2 separate regions of the Homo sapiens genome follow, and region 1 is linked to region 2. A link is a contact called in ENCODE POLR2A ChIA-PET data. All regions are on one chromosome and are shown on one strand. The core of a region is the stretch at or near the end of the contact, and the rest is flanking DNA. Distances in the headings are between cores, read along the strand shown.

The links. ChIA-PET counts read pairs that join two places held with the same protein, here RNA polymerase II (POLR2A).
Region 1: POLR2A ChIA-PET joins it to region 2 with 12 read pairs in B cell. The contact joins the enhancer-like site here to the promoter of SRBD1 in region 2. POLR2A ChIA-PET finds 5 or more read pairs at or near these places in 2 of 52 experiments (B cell and GM12878).

Annotation. Positions count from the first base shown.
Region 1 is chr2:44,707,126-44,709,825 of GRCh38, forward strand. CAMKMT (calmodulin-lysine N-methyltransferase) reads left to right here. Exons shown (of 11, transcript NM_024766.5): 6 at 274-337. Among named protein-coding and RNA genes, the nearest start is that of LINC01833, 230 kb to the right of the region's middle. Within about 2 kb of position 1,351, at least 2 of the 41 ENCODE cell types and tissues checked have a DNase peak (open chromatin) inside an H3K27ac peak, as active enhancers do; they include B cell, where a contact is called at or near this core.
Region 2 is chr2:45,610,013-45,612,712 of GRCh38, forward strand. SRBD1 (S1 RNA binding domain 1) reads right to left here and starts at 1,255. Exons shown (of 21, transcript NM_018079.5): 1 at 1,207-1,255. RefSeq lists an enhancer at 906-1,075.

The DNA of each region.
Region 1 (2,700 bases), core at 101-2,600, 900 kb before region 2:
AAAGCCTCTCAGAATACCATCATCCGCTGTCACAATGCAATTACCGAACAGAATGATAGCAAGATAGAGGCTCCCGCAAATGGAATGATAAAAGTATTGACTGATTTGATTGAATGATTAAAATAATGCAGACATAAAATGAAAAAAGATTGAAGATTGTTACAGAGAAATAGGTGAGGAAGCATGATACTGAAGGCTTGTCACTCCTGTCTTCACTTCCACACAGACAAGCATATTTGCTCATTGTTTGCTGTGCTCCCTTTTTTTTTTCAGGTTGCTATTTCTGCAGATGTCAAAGAAGTTCTGTTAACTGATGGGAATGAAAAGGCCATCAGAAGTATCCTTATTCAGATAGAAAACGGGTTTGTTGTGCTCATTCCTTTTTCCTGGCTGAGTAACAATTGATATAAAGAAAGACAGCATGGGGTATTAAAAGAGAGTTTCCCCCCTACATACATGATAAGTAATTAAGAAAAAGTAGAAATATATGAATTCCTTGCATACAACTCCGTAGGTTTTTTTCTTTCCATAGATTTTTATAGACATCTCTCATGAAAGGAGCCTATTTTTGTGGACCTCCCGAGGCAATAAGAAAATTTGTTTCATAATAATTTTCAAGCATTCTTGTTCTTTTATTTCCATTGGAATTTGCCAGTGTAAAACAAATTATTTGGTATTTATTGTATTTGGATATTGCTGGCAAATATTAACTTCCAGCTTCATGTTTGTTATTACATTTATACACTTGATATTGTATGTACTGTATAATATTGTGCCTGGTCTAATTGCTGAGGGTACCTATATCCCCCACTGGAACAGCTGTCAGTTCTTCATTATTTCCTTTTATTTAGGATTTTATTTAGGATTATACAAGCTATCTCTATTTTTCTGCTATGCTATTGCAGTTCAAACTCCATTAGATTATGCTTTACTAATATGTACACAGAGTTCATGAAAATTGAACTGTACTTTAACTAAGAAAGCAAGCATAAATGTAGCTACTTTAGCAGTCGAGCTGATTTGTTCAGGGGCAGTTAACAGCTGTTAGAAACTGAGAGGAAAAGTGGCAGATATGTTTGCTTTGGATTTTTTTTTTTTTTTTTTTTTTTTTGGTGTGCCTTACATTTACATTATGAGGGAGACAATCTACTTATTTGAATTTTAAGCTCCTAAACTGCCAAAGCAGTTTTGATTTCTGTGGCATCTTACATACAATCTATTTCTGATTTTCTTTTTCGACTTCTGCCATATGATTTTTTCAAAATATGCAGCAGCTTCATCAAGCTGCTCAAACAGGAGAAAGGAGGAACGAGAAGCACAGTAGCTAATATTGTTCAGTAACACTTGTATGCTCTACAGAGCCCCACCCAGCTAATTGCCTGACAGACTTAAAAAAAATTCAGGAAGGAAAAACAGCCAATCACAATCTTGGCCTTTCACACAAGGGAAGGAGATCACAAAAGGTGCTTCCTTTTTTTAAATGCAGGATTTTAATCACGTTCTTGAGACTGTCTCAAGTTTTTCAAAATATTCCTGAAGATGAGCAGATGTTTTTTCATTCACTCTGCTTTATTCTGAGTTATTTCGTGCATGTATCCATGTATCATTTCACTGTGCTCCTCCTCCTTATGTCAGGGAATACAGAGCAAGAGGAAGCTCAGGTATGCCAGCTCAGCCCCAGAGAATTTTTAGAGGGTGGGGGGAGCAGGATTATTGGACAAGAGAAGATTATTTTAGCCACAGAAACTTTCAGCTTGGGCCCGGTAACCTAAGGTTTTTTTCAAGTCAGCAGGTGTCTTATTTAATAGCGTCAGAAACCAATTAGAACTTTTATCAAACTATGGGAAACATCTGTAGTCAGTATGTAAGTCTAATTGTTCTAAAATTATTATTGAGCTAAACTACAGAGCTTCCAAAGAAGGGAAGCAATGCTAATGTCATTAATTAACACACCTTTGCTTTAAACAACAAAGATGCCATGCCAGCTTTTGAAATCAGAGAGGAAATCTCAGATTCTGTATTCATTCTGCCGGCCTTTCAAAGAAATGATTGGTACAGCCCCCTCCCAAGAAAATGGATTTTTAACATTTGGTCCTCAGAAGCTCAGCCCTGAGAGTGCTTTATTGTGCTGGGTTTTACAATGGGTTTAATATAGCGGGGTGCCAAAGGGCAGGAGGGGAAGAACTTTACAAAGTAGATAAAGTAGGTCTTTTCAGGATGCAGACCAAAACTGGTAGTGTGTTTTATTTCATCTCTTAGGACTTTCCTGATGGAGTTCCGTTTTTACCATGCAGTTGTTCTGTGTTTGTATGCCTTTTTCTGTTGTAACCAGATCTAATTTTTTTTAATTAAGAGAAAAAGCATGCATAAAGCCTTAAAATTGGCAATGTGTTTTTCCTGCTTTTAATACTAATGTTATTCTTGATTTGCTAACAGAGCTTACAATTGGCATTCGTTGTCATCTGTTTTACTGACTGAGGTTAATATGAATGATTTTTTTTTCTATTTGCATGCCCACTTTCTGTAAGAATAACTAATTCACTGAATCACATACTATTGATGCATATAGATTGAAACAAACTTATTTAAAAATTACTGTTTACATCTTTCCTTTAAAATTTTAGGAAGTCTAAATTATATAGCAGTTGTAGGATATTATTCAAAAATTACTTTCTAAGAAGTAAAAGTGGATGTCAACAA
Region 2 (2,700 bases), core at 5-2,504:
CCACTCTTAGGCAATGCCACACATTGCATTCATCTCTTTCTGAAGAAGTGATGGCACATAAGAATATTCCTATTCTTCAGTGACTTGGGATTTTTCCCTCCTTTCAAACTATCTTAATCACTGTAGGCACATGAGCATATTCCAAACCAATAATTTGGAGGTTGCTATGATGTTACTAAGGGAAGAGCCACTAAACTAGGACGACTGCAAATCAGGACAAAGGGGCAAAAGGACGTGCACACTAACAAATACTAAATTAAAATTGGAAAAAAAAATTTAAATTCAAGAAGGCAAACAAAGGAGGACAATTTCTTAAGAAGCACCTAAACAAGTTTCCATGAAGGACCAACAGAGTGCTTGAATGTTAGCAGATTCCCAAGTCACAAAAACAAAATACTAGAGCTGAAAGAACCTGAGATCAGACAGTCCCGCTATATTCAGAAATCTGAGACCCAATGAGGTGAAACAGTTTACTCAAAGGGGAAAGATATGTGGCAAAGGACTATAGCCCAGTGCCTGGAACACCAAGACTAGTCTCGTTTCCCATTCCACACACAATATGTTAATGACATGTCACGTGAGGGGTTCGAGGAAAGTTGCCTAGAGAGTTCCCAATTCATTCCTTTCCTCCGGTTACTGAGCGCCTCCTACATGCCAGGCGCACTACAGAAGGTGCAGTTGATTCAGACAGGGCCACCATGACCGTGAAAAGGGTGCTTCCTCTCCCACCTCCGATAATTTTAGGTATAAAAACAATCCAGGTAAATTAGCCGGGTGTGATGACGGGCGCCTGTAGCCCCAGCTACTCGGGAGGCTGAGGCAGGCGAATGGCGTGAATCCGGGAGGCGGAGCTTGCAGTGAGCCGAGATCGCTCCACTACACTCCAGCCTGGGCGACAGAGGGAGACTCCGTCTCAAAAAAAAAAAAAACAGGCTTGCCCAGGCTTTTCTATGTCTGTTATGCGCTAAGAGCTGCAGCAATTTGGCTGAAAAGAGGTGTCACGAGGTAGCTAGGAGGGGTTTTCGGGTGGTCGGTTGTGAGAGACCGCTGACAGTAAAATGTAATGAACTTCTCACTTTTAAAAAAGGGGTGTTATTGCCCAAATGAGCGCTCAGAACTTTTTTAATGGCCCCAAAGATCCCGGAGCCCGGACGCCGGGCTCTTGAGAACCCGCAAGACGACCGCCAAGGCGCACGCACAGCTCACCTTCCCGCCCGGCACGTCAGAAGACCCGAGATTCCGTGAGTGCCACCGCACCTTCCGGTTCCCGCCGGAAGTTTTTCAAACGCCAGAAGGTCCGCCTCGCTTCTTCCGGACCAAGTTAGCCACAGACCTCCAAGGCGCGGCGCTACCGAACGGGGCGGAGCCAGGCTGGACGGAGGCGGGGCTAGAGCGAGGATCCCGAGGGAGCGCCGGGGTGGGGCTGGTTCGTAGAAATGAAAAATGACTTTTTTTTTACGTGTTATTTACCAAGAACACTAAACTCTTAAGCCCACAGATACAGCCAAATAAATTAGATTATAAAAGTAGGGAAATAAGGCTGCTGTTGTCTACATTCGAATTTAGCAGATCAAAACCCCATGGATTTGTTTTAGAAAATTCTAAAAAGCAGCTTTCCACTGCTAATGACTTATTTCCAGGGACTCTGAGTACTGAAGAGCCTAGCAAGTTATTGAAATGACCTGTGACCGTGCCTTGTTGCAGATCTACCGGAAGTGAGCATAGATTTTACTGGATAATTTTTGTGATTGGGGGAAAAAAAAAAGGATTCTTTCTAAATTTAGTAAATCTAATCTTCTATATCTGAGATTGTTGGCCAGGAAAGATCAGTTTCCGAGATTGTTTAGGGATTTTTTTTTCCTTTTAATTAGCACAGTCGTATGTTGCCTTTAGTGATGGTTCCAGAAGGCCTAGAATTGTCTACTACAATCACAGTCTCCTTCACAATTTATGGTCCTGAAGAAATACTAGAGAACACCTTACCGTTCAGGATTGTGGGAAGAGAAACCAGATCATAGAAATCAACAACAATAATGTACTACTTACTATTCACCTACTTTTGATGTTGCATTTGCTACTCAGGTTTATGGTAAGGGGTTGTCTTGGTCAATTTTCTGCTGCTGTAACCAAATACCATAGACTGGTAGATTTATAAAGAAAGAGATTTGTTTGGCTTGTAGTTCTGAAGGCTGGGAAGTCCAAGACAGAGGGCATTATTGTTGTGTCAAAATATGATGGAGGGCATCATACTGGGGTAGGGGTGGGGGAGGCATGTGAACCCAATTGACTCCCGAAATAACTAACCCTCCTGTGATAATGGAATTAACTCATTCATGACCTAATCATTTCCTAAAGGTCCCACCTCTTCATACTATTACAATGACAAGTTTCAACTTGAATTTTTGAAGGGGACATTCCAATCATTGCAGAGGTAGTAAGGGTAAAGGTGAACTAATATACTGCAAAGTCTTTTGACATAAGTCCTGCCCTGGAGGAATTTACGACCAAGAGTAGGAACCAGATACAGCCAGAGGAAACAGACACCCAAGCAAAACAGTCTAGCTTCAAGGGTTGGGTATGCAGGTAGTAGCCACACTACAGTGAGGAGGAGAGTAAGAGTGGGCCAGCAAAGCATTGAAGCTTGACTTTCCTCTCCCCACAAGGGATTTTTGCCTTACAGCTGGGGAAGAAAAAAAAAAT